Regions from separate parts of the Homo sapiens genome. Here region 1 is linked to region 2. A link is a loop called in an ENCODE intact Hi-C map of the cell type or tissue named here. Cell type or tissue: CD4-positive, alpha-beta T cell. All regions are shown on one strand. Each heading gives the region's core, and the rest is flanking DNA. Links, peaks and the distances in the headings are about the cores only. Region 1 overlaps ANXA11 (annexin A11). Region 2 holds the start of LOC124902468 (a long non-coding RNA gene).

Region 1 (5,376 bases), core at 83-5,082, 1.9 Mb before region 2:
CAAATTACCACAAACTTGTGGCTTAAAACCATGCAACTCTTTTTGTGGTAAAAATATACACAACGTAAAATTTACCATTTTACCCACTGTTAGGTGTGCAGTTCAGTGGTGTTAAATACATTCACTTCGTTGTGCAACAGTCATTACGATGCATCTCCAGAAGGTTCTCATCTTCCCAAACTGACTCTGTACTCAGGAAATGTAAACTCCCCATTCCCTCTTACCTGAGCCCTGGCCAACAGCAGTCTACTTTCTGTCCTTAGGAATTTGACTCCTTTGGAGACTTCATATAGGTGGAATCAGAAGTATTTGTTCTTTTGTGCCTGGCTTGTTTCATTTAGCATAATGTGTTGAAGATTTATCCACATTGTAGCATATGTCAGTTTTCTTCTGTTTTGAGGCTGAATGATATTCTCTTTTTATGTGGAGATCTTGTTTTGTTTATCCATTCATCCATCAATGGGCACTTGAGTTGTTTCCACCTTTTGACTACTGTGAATGAGGCTGCTATGAACATGGGTATACAAATGTCTGTTGGAGTCCCTGCTTTCATTTCCTTTAGGTATATAGGTTGAGTATCCCAAATCTGAAATGTTCCAAAGTCCGAAACTTTGTGAGCTCCAACATGACGCTCAAAGGAAGTGCTCATTGAAGCATTTTGGATTTTGGATTTTTGGATTTTGGATACACAATGGTAAGTATGATGCCAGTATTCCAAAATCTGAAGTCATCTGGTCTGAAGACCACAATGTCTGAAACATTGCTGATCCCACACATTTTGAATGAGAGGTACTCGGCCTGTATGCCCAGGAGTGAGATTGCTGGATCGTATGGTAGTTCTATGTTTAATTTTTTGAGGAATCTCCATACTGTTTTCCATAGTGGCTGCACTATTTTACCACATGGTTTTTTTATCTTTACAGTTTTATCTCAGGGTCTTTTGGATCTCATGGTGCTAAAATGAAGGTGTTGGCAGGGTTGTGTCTTTGTCTGGTGGCCCTAGAGGTGAATGCTTCCTTGCCCTTTCCAGCTTTAGAGGCCATTTGAGTTCCGTGGCACTTGGCCCTTTTCCTCCATGGGTGGAATCCCTCTCATGCTTGGACTCTGTCCTTCTTATTCTTCCTTTTCATCCTTAACCCAGCAACAAAGGCTCTCTGCTTTGAAGGACGCTTCTCACTGGATTGGGCCCACCCGGATAATCTAGGCTAGTCTCCCCATTTCATGGCGGGTAACCCTAATCACCTCAGGACAGTCCCTTTTGCCACCTAAAGTAACGCATTCACAGGTACCGGGGATGTCTTTGAGGGACCTAATCAGAGAAGCTGATGGTAGCTGAGTTTCAGGCTCTGAAAAGCCCTCCCTCTACCCCTCCCCTTACCAGCATTTTCCTGAGGCCCCGGGACCCTAAGGGTTGGCTGGACACTCCCCTCACTGTGTGGGCTGGGCTGGTCCCCTGGCGGGAGCCTGACACCTGAGTTTAGTGTGTGCCCAGGATCTGTGACCCTTTTCTCCCTCTCGAAATGTCAGAGCCTGGCTTCTTTGGCCACTAGGCGTGTTGGTCACAGAGTGAAGATAACTGTGTCCTGCTTTACAAAGCGCGTTCCTGTTCTTTTTACTTTTAGTCCTCATAGTAATCCAAGGTAGGTGGGGTACATCAGGTCTTTGCAGATAGAATGGAGGTTCGGAGAGGTTAAGTTGCCCAGGGGGGTCACACAGCAAGCAGTTGCGTTAGGAACCAGACCTTGGCTCCAGGCTAATGCCTCCTAGGGACTAAGTTAAAATTAACTGAGCACCTGCTGTGTGCTAATACCTGTTGTAGTGCTATATATATATATATATATATATATATATATGTGAGAATACTACATTCTCACAGCTGTGTAATGAGATGGATGCATTTTTCCTCTTTTCACAGGTGAGGAGAAAGGCTCAGAGTGGTCAATCTATATATCCAGGGTCACACAGCTAACAAGAGGTAGAGCTAGAATGGAATCATTGTCACTGGACTCCAAACCCTGTGTACCATCCCAGTGGCCTAGCAGCAGTGTTAGAAGATGATATCAGAGCTGTGTGGGCTGCGGTAAAACTCATGCAGCAGAATTGAGAAGTCCCTTGTGACTGTCCTGTGATGTTTGGGGCCCTTGACGGGGGAGTGTGGGCCGTGAAAAGATGGGGGAGCTGGTTTAGAGTGTGTGAGAGAGAGTAATTGGGGGTGGTAGAAGCCTGCCAAGAATCTAGGGGTAGACATTGTGAAAGCCAATGTCAGTGAGGCTCAGGCCCAGTGTCTTGGAGCTGCAGAGCTTCCCTTTACCTCCCACTGCAAAATGAGGGAAGGGTTTAGAGAAGTTTCTGCTTCCTTCCGGCAGAGCTGCTGCAAGGGTTGTCTTGTAGATAGTAACTACCACAGGACTTGGGGTGTGGCACATCCCTGTGGGCCCAGGAGATCTGGGAGAAGCTGGGTTGGACTTTGCAGTAACTGGAGTGACCTGACAGCTAAGAGGGGTGGGATTGACAGGGAAGCCTCAGCCACCCTGGGACTTGTGCCCAATTGACATCAGCTCACTACCATTGTTTTGCTGGTCCCTCCTAGGCGGGCCCTGGCAGAAGCTCCCTCTGCTCAGGTGGTGTAACTGGCGGTGGCTTCCCCTTGCGGAAGTGGGTAAACAAAGACAGAGACCTGTGTCTCCTCCCCGCCCCTGCCACCTGCACTTATAAACACAACCCACTGTTTCCCTTTTTGGGAGTGTGTGAGAGAGAGAGAGAGTGTGTGTGTGTGTGTGTGTGTGTGCACGCGCGCACATGCGCGTGCATCCTTAGGTTCCGTCTAAATCCGTTCAAGCTGCTGTAATAAAATATCATAGACCGGGTGGCTTATAAACAACAGAAGTACATTGCTCACAGTTCTGGAGGCTGGAAGTTGAAGATGAAGGTGCCAGCAGACTCAGTGTCTGGTGAGGGCCCACTTTCTGGTTCACAAATAGGATAGCACCTTCTCCCTGTGTCCCCACATGGTGGAAAGGGTTGGGCCCTCTGGGATCTCTTTTATAAGGCCATGAATCCCATTCATGAGGACTCCAACCTCATAACCTTCCAGAGGCCCCGCCTCCAAATGTCATCACACTGGGAGTTGGGATTTCAATAAATGAATTTTGGGGAGACAGAAGTATTCAAACTATAGCAGGTCCTGGCCACACTTTGGAGTCAGGACTTGGGTGGGGGGCTTTTTCTGTCACTGCCACTGTGTCTGTTGCAAGAACCTCAGCGTCCTCCAGGACCTGAGTGCCCATCACGTGCTGGCCTGCGAGGCAGCCAGATATTAGCACTGTGTCTCTGTCACTTTCTTCCTCTGCTGCCCACTTTCCACTCCTCAGAAATTCTGAATTGGACTCAGCATTTGACTGAGCATTGGCTCTTATGTGAGCCTGTTTGGTGTGGGCAGGCCTCAGAGGTGACTCTGCCCACAAAGAGGAGTGGCCTGGCTTCCAGGGAAGCCTGCCATGGAGGAGCGTGACGGAGAGATCTGCGTGTGACGCTGTGTGCTCTCGGTCTGCGTTGTATGGAAAGTGAGTTCCTCCTCACTTGCCCCCATCCCCCTTCTCAGCACCTGGTCTGGAGAGGCAGGCAGGAGGAGAGAAGATGGCCCCATCCATGCCACACCTCAGTGAAAATTCTGAGGACAGGCTCTGGTGCCCGCAGGGTTGGAGCTTCATGCAGGCTGAGGCCCTGCCTCTGCGGGTCCCTCTCCCAGGCAGGTTTACTCTCCGAGGGTCTTTCATATCTCCCTGCCCGGTGGCCTCCCTCCACCATCAGTCTTGCCTTCGCTGTCCCCTCTACTCTTGGAGTGGAGCAGGCCCCCATACACCCAGGCACGTGGAGGGGATGGAAAGAAAACAGCGCCAATTTCCTGTTGGTGCTTTCTCTATTGGGAGGCTGGAAAATCCAACACAGCCATGCCAGTGTGCTCCCCACTCCCATCCTCCACCTGTCACACTGCCCTGACCCTCCCCAGTTCCGTGTTTCTCTCCTACCCCCCTCCTTCCCCCTTCAGTCCCCACAGTTCTCATCCTGGGCATTATCAAATAGCCCAGGGTCCTCTCTTTCTTATTTTGTTTTGGAGAAACAGGATGTCATGATATGTTACATGATATAATGGGAACAAACTTGGTATTAAACTGTTAATATCCCCATTTTACAGATGGGGAAAACTGAGGTGCAGAAAGGTCTCGTAAACTGTCAAGATCGCGTTGCTGGTGGGGAGCAGGACTAGGATGTGAACCTGGGTAGTCTGGCTTCAGAGTCTGTGTTCTTCTCACCATCCTCCATTGCCTTTAATGAAGTACTTTAATGAAGTACCTTTAATGAAGTATGTAATGAAGTTTCATACAGTGAAACCGGACTTAGAAGCCAGGTATCCTGATTCTGAATTCCATGCTATTTCATCATACCAGTGTTTCTAAAGCTCTGTTCTTAAAATACTAGTCCCTGGGGCCAGTGGGCTCTGTGAGGAAGTATAGTGTAGTGGTAAAGTCTGGGCTTTGGAAGCAGACTGCCTGGCTCAGCCATTCAATAGCTATAACCTTGAGCAAGTTACACAGCCTCTCTGTCCCTCAGTCTTCATTTCTGATATGAGAAGGATAATTTTAGTATTTGCCTCATAGGGTTGTTATAAAGTTCAGTTCCGTGTGAAGCACTTAACAGTGCCTGGCACATAGTAAGCATTTAATAAATGGTAACTACTATTATGGCCTAATTAGTTTGGGAAATTTGAGGATAGAGTTAAGCAGGCACTTTTGTTACAGGATTTATCAGAGCTTTTATTACGCTGTTGCAAATTGGCAGTTTCCTGGAAAGGGGATGTGTAGTTATAGTACATAACTATATGTAGTAAGCATTTTCTAAACTTTTCGGGCAACTAATCTCTTGCTCTTGTCTGCCTGTCTCGCTCCTTAAACTGCGTGCCTTCTAACTTCACAACTTGTAAGATATGAAGCTGGTGTCAGGGAACACATTCCGGGCAGCACTGAGCTGCCCATCACTCTATCTGCTTCTAAGTGAGGCTGAGCTAGGCCTGGGCATCCCGGTTAGATCTGAGCAAGACTTCTGGGGGCAGTAGATGGTAGGTGTTCAGAAGCAAACAGACTTATAGTGAAAATGAACAAGCTGTCCATCAGTTGACTGTCATGCACCAGGTGGGTTCTGCTCTACAGAAGGCCAAAATGCATATTGTGGGAGTGTGATGTCCTTGCTGAGATCCTTGGATTTATAAGTGTTTATTATGCTGTTCCTTGCCCTGCAGGCCAAATACATCCTATTTGATACTTAAATAATCTCAGGAGCCAATGAAGGAAGAGGTTATAAAGGAGAAAATTGACTAAC
Region 2 (5,376 bases), core at 316-5,315:
AGTCCCCTAGGTGACTACCCAGTCTTACATCTCCTCCCTGGAATTTCTTCCTAGCTTGCTGCAGGAGTGGCCCACGGTTGGAATTATGCCATTCTCCAAAGGCTCTAGGATCAAACAAGCTAGCACGGAATCCAGGGCTGGCTATTGGCGACCTGGTCTCTTTCCCCAACACCTTGAACTTCAAGTCTTCCATTCCTACACTATCCTGCACCTGCACTTCTGTACATCCCTATGCCTTAGCACTGACCTTCACCTGGAGTATCTCAACCCGCCACTGCCTTCTCTACCTGGCTCCCTCCTATACCTCCCTAACAATGCAACTCAGGTGTCAACAACTCCAAAAGACTTTCCAACACTCTCATCTGGATGAGATGCCTTTCGTTCATTCATTCATTCATTCGTTTACTTCAGTAGGCATTTAATTGATTTTCCATTTGTCAAGCTGTTAGCTAGGTACCAGGGATACCAAGATGAACTGAACACAAGTCATTGCCCTCTAGGGACTCACTATCCAAGTATTTGTTATTTAAAATATAGTCCTGAACCAGCACCATTAGCATCACCAGGGAGCTTGTTAAAAATACAGAGACACCAGCCCAGACCAGCTGAATCTGCATTTGGAAAAGAGCCCCAAGTGGTTCATGTGCCTGATAAAGCTTGAGAAGCATTGGTCTGGGTGGTATGTAAACAGAGAAATATGACAAATGAGGTTAAGTGCAAAATCAAGGCAATATATGCAGGGTGCTCTAAGCAGATCATGAGAGAGAGGTAACAACTGAATATAAAGGGAGGCTGGAGGGTCTGGATAGGTGAGCTCAAGACAGAAAGCAGAGTTGGAATTGTGGGGAAGGGGATTTCCAGGCAGAGAGTACAGCTTGGGCAAAGGCATGGAGGGGAGAAAATGTGTATGATAGGTGGGAGTGAAGGGTCCACTGGCTGCTAAATGTGAGGTCTGGCAGACACAGGACGGTGAGAGAAAAAGCACACATCCAGCTTTACTTCCTAAAATTTCACCCTAGACCCATGGCTATCCTTTCAGCCACCCACAGTGAATGCCAGGTCATGAAGCTTGGATGTGCACCTTAAGAGTGGAGTGACACCATGTGCATTTCAAAGGCAGCAATGAAACTGGATTTAAGTTCGAGGAGCCTGCAGCCTGGGAACCTGGCTAGGGGACACAAGTGTGCAGACCAGAGGTGACACCAAACCAAACCAGAGCAGAGGCACCCTGGGTGAGAGGAGAGCGCAGACTCCAGAGATATTGGGGAGGTCAAATTGACAGGACTGAATGTGTGGAAGATGCAAAGAGAGGAGCAGGAGTAATTCTCAGCATCCTGTCCTGGGTTGGTGAAAGTACAAACCAACCAAGGTGGGAGCAGCGGAAGGAAGAACCAGCTAAAGTTAAAAAGCACTGGTATTGACTGAGCACCGGATCTGTGTTGGGCACCACACAGATTGCTTTGTGTAAATTTCCTCAATTAATCCTCACTGGGCAATCCTCAAAGCAGGTACTATTATGGTTCTCAGTTTGCAGAGGAGGACACTGAAGGCACAGAGGGCAATTACTTGTCCAGGGTCACACAGGGAGGGAGAAGGAGAGCTGGGATCTGAGCTCAGGCTATACCCACTTTGGACACCCCACCTGAGGTCACCCCACTTCACAGACTGGCTTTGGACATGCTGAGAGTCAAGGACATGCCAGATTTCCAGTGGAGAAGAATAAGTGAGACAGGCGCTCAGGTGAGCCACTGGGCAGGGTGTCAGCCCTCAGAGGTAGCCAGAGCCCTTGAGTGGATGAGATGATGCAGGAGTAAGGGGCACCAGGACTGGTGGGCAGTGGGTGACACTAACATCCACATAGCTCCCCACTGCCTCTTGGGCTGCCACTCGCTAGTTTAGCCAGAGCCTGACATCATGCAGACACCCAGAAGCTTCAGGAACTGGCCTCTCCCTCAGTGAACCAGGCGTCCCCACCAGGCCAGAGGCTGAGAGGAACAATATCAGAGAGGGGAGACAGATGTGCCAGAGCCAGGCAGGAGCCAGCTTCAGGGGCACCTTAAAGTAGAGGAACCCTGCTCCCCCTCCCACACTTCAGCTACAGTGATTGCAACCCCATCTGCACTTTCCAACTAGGTGGTAATATCATTACTCCCAAGCCGCCATCTTCTCAACTATAAGATGGAAGCACTAGCGCTCTGCTCTCGGAGCTGTCAGCAGAACCACACGTGGTTCTGCTGTGGTGAACCACGTCCTTGCGTGAAGAGGGTACTTTGCAGACTGCAGAGGGATTCCTTATGGCTGGCAGCACCCCCCCCCCCAACATCATACAGTGGAGAGGATCTCCTTGCTGTGGACATCAGGGCTAAAGCTAGTTAGCCCAGCTCCAAAGTCAGGGCTAGGGCTGAGGCTCCACGTGGGAAATCCTGGCTAGGGAAGAAGGAACCAGCATGGGGAGGGGGCCTTTGGGTGGAGGTAGGGGAACTTTAATCACAGACTGAGGGATACCCTGCAGCTCAGCCCCAGCGCATTGTGATAAGCTGGGAGTATGCCTTAATTTTCCCGAGCTTCTGATTTTGCAAAAGAAGCCAGAAATCCAGATCTATAGGTGAAATCTCCAGGTTTTTTATGTAGTTTCTCAAACGCAACTAATTTATAAGTAGTGTAAACACTGGGGAAGAGGGGTACCTAGTCCACACTAGATCCTGTCTCAGATCTAAATTAGGCGCTTTGTCCCTCCCTCAACCTTTGGCAAGAACAAGGGCATCACTTGCTGTGCCTGTGAGTGTATATATAGACATGCCCATGGGTGTTCCTATATTTGAGTGTGTAAGCAGTGCATGGCTGCGCGAGTCCACACGTGATGCGTGTACCTATGTGAACACACTCAAAGACATTTTGGAGGTAAGTCTGTGGGCGAGCACGGCCCCCACGTATGCGTCTGTGAACACGCATGAACAAGCACAGGTGTACAATGCATGACAGCACGTGTGACCGTGGGTTCGTGCACCTGCGAGTTAATGCACATGCATATAGGCTCCGGTATGGGCCGGTGTTTGCAGCCGCTAGTGAGGCCGTCCGGGGGCAGGGAGGCATGACTGTTCCCTGCACTGCCCCTGGCGGGGAGCCGCGTCCTCGCGGGCTGGCTGCCAAGGGAGCGCTCTGGAGGACGCGCATGCGCGATGGTGGGGCGGGGCGGGGCGGCCCGGCCGGCTGGAGGTCGGGCGGCCTCTGCCCTTCGGAAACCAGGGCATCGATCCTGCCCGCCCCGCGCCCCCGCGCTGGCCCACAGAGCGGAGGGAAGGGGAGGGGAGAAGAGTGGGGAGGAGGCGGCGCGGCAGCTGCGCCCCGGGCGCTGCGGGAGGGAGGAGCGCGGCGCGCAGCCGCGGCCATTAGTCACCAGATGTCACCTTCTGCTGCCAAGGCGGCGCCTGGCGCAGACAATGGCCGCGCGGGCCGAGGGGCGGGCCGTGCCGGCCCCAAAGCCGCGTCTCTGCTGACACCTACAGCCCCGCTCCACTTTCCGCCGCCCCTCTGGGCCCCTTTGCCCAGGGCCTTTCCCGCCGCCGCGCCTGGCCAGCACCAACTTCCCCACGTCCCTTCCCCCAAGTCCGCGTAACGCCTCATCTCTCAGGGCACAGCGCAGGTGTCACCGCCTGCATTTCCTGGCTGTCCTCCCTGCCCCTCCTCCCATTCTCATAGCCTCTTCTTCCAACTCGGATACCCAAGAGGGGCTCCCCTGCTTCCCCAGACTGGGCTGTATGAGATCCGCAGGGACCTTGCTTTCTTCTTGTGCACCTGGCACTATGCCTGACACTCAAGGCTGGTGCCTGGGGTGGCACTGGTGCCTTCCAATTTGCAGGGGAATCACGCTAGATGTTGAAGTTCATTGCCACCCACACATAGCTGCACTTGACCCCATGCTGAGATAAAAGCCCTTCACCCTAGAAATCCAACAAGGATCACTGAGCTTTTCCCTGGGTACAGATATCCCCCCAAAATATAAGTGGGAAAATGAGTGCCCTAAGTGTGGCAGATTTTTACAGCTCATTTTTAAAATGTCCCCCACCACAGTGCTTTGAGTCCACAGCCACAGCTCGCATGCAGCATTGGGACCACCAAATGTGGAGGATGAAGATGTGCAGGACCAGGAGTTCCTCCTTGGACCTCAGGACCCTAAGCTAGGAGTCGTCAACTTTTTCTCTAAAAGGCCAGGAAGTAAATATGTTAGGCTTTGCCCAGCCATGTATATTTCTGCCACATAATCTTTGAGTTTTGTTTTTACAACCCTTTAAAAATGTAGAAATCATTCTCAGCTCAGGGACCATGCAAAGGCAGGCAGAGGGCAGTATTTGGCCCTAGTTTGCCTCACCTGTCCAAGACCCGCAGAACACCAGTAGCCAGAGAAGCAAGATCACACGGAAGCACACTAGGGTCAACATCAGTGTCAGAGAAACCTGAGCTGGAATCCTAGGTCACCCTGGGCAGCCGGTGATGCTTGGTAAATCGTGCCACCGCGCAAGCTTAGGGGTAAATGGGAACATCATTAGAACCTACCTTGCAGGTTTGCAGGAAGAATTTCGAGCACAGTGCCTGGGTGGGTGCTCACTGTTTTTGTCCCTCTGTCACTCAGCGTGTATGTGTCTGTGCACACACACACGCCTCTGGCAAGAAGAGGCTGACCCATGATCTCTGGAGATGCTGCCACAAGATAAGGAAGTCTTCCAAGCCAGACAGATTGAAACTGAAATCTTGGCTCTGCCCTTGCCTGGCTGTGTGACCTCCAGCAAAATACTGAACCTTCCTGAGCCTCAGTTTCCCCATTTAAAACCAATAGAATATCAGTACCAACTTAGTCGCAGCATGCCCATCGTGACTTATCGAAGTTACCTGTGAAGGCACTGAACACAGTGCTTGACACGTAAGAAGATGGGCAGAAGGGGTGGCTCACTGTGGCTGTTGTGGTGTTAGCCTCCGTGGTGGGAAGGCAGGCTCCTCCAGGAGAGGGACTGCTCGTTCTGGCACTCCCGAAGGGCTCCAATGTCAAGAATGCAGGGCTCAGCCTGTGATCCAGAGCGTAGTGTCCTTCTCAATGTGGCCTTGAGGCCTTCTTTCTCAATGCTGGTAGCCTGTCGTTGCTCTCTCTGCCTCCCCAGCCCTCAGTCCTCTCAGAAGAGCACTGCCCAGGTCGTGGAGACACAGGCACTCCCGAAATCCCCAAGAAACCCAGCCTCCCTTCTGTTTGGTTTTGTTTGTTTGTTTCCTTTTAAAAATAATGTTTATTTTTAAAATTTGTCTCCGAAAGGCATGCGCAGTGTTAGAAACAATCTGGAAAAGAATAGGAATTTTTAAAATTACCCTTTATCTTACCATCACTGA

The links. A loop is a pair of places that touch in the nucleus more often than their neighbours do. Peaks named below come from ENCODE experiments on the same cell type or tissue, not always from the same donor. Only the 100,000 strongest peaks of a DNase experiment are listed, where the experiment ranks them.
Region 1: it touches region 2 in a loop (12-fold over the local background); 2 of 110 quality-filtered maps call a loop at or near these places.

Annotation. Positions count from the first base shown.
Region 1 is chr10:80,184,958-80,190,333 of GRCh38, reverse strand. All of the region lies in intron 1 of ANXA11 (annexin A11), which reads left to right. Among named protein-coding and RNA genes, the nearest start is that of ANXA11, 18 kb to the left of the region's middle. RefSeq lists enhancers at 1,950-2,049, 3,690-4,190. In CD4-positive, alpha-beta T cell, for the core only: no CTCF peak of the experiment used is centred there; DNase peaks (open chromatin) are centred at 2,233, 2,323, 2,683 and 3,493; H3K4me3 peaks cover 1,399 bases; H3K27ac peaks cover 3,840 bases.
Region 2 is chr10:78,301,300-78,306,675 of GRCh38, reverse strand. It overlaps LOC124902468 (a long non-coding RNA gene), which reads right to left and starts at 4,663. Exons shown (of 2, transcript XR_007062212.1): 1 at 4,555-4,663. RefSeq lists a silencer at 3,011-3,620. In CD4-positive, alpha-beta T cell, for the core only: CTCF peaks have their summits at 2,852 and 3,060; DNase peaks (open chromatin) are centred at 2,115 and 3,275; H3K4me3 peaks cover 1,436 bases; H3K27ac peaks cover 999 bases.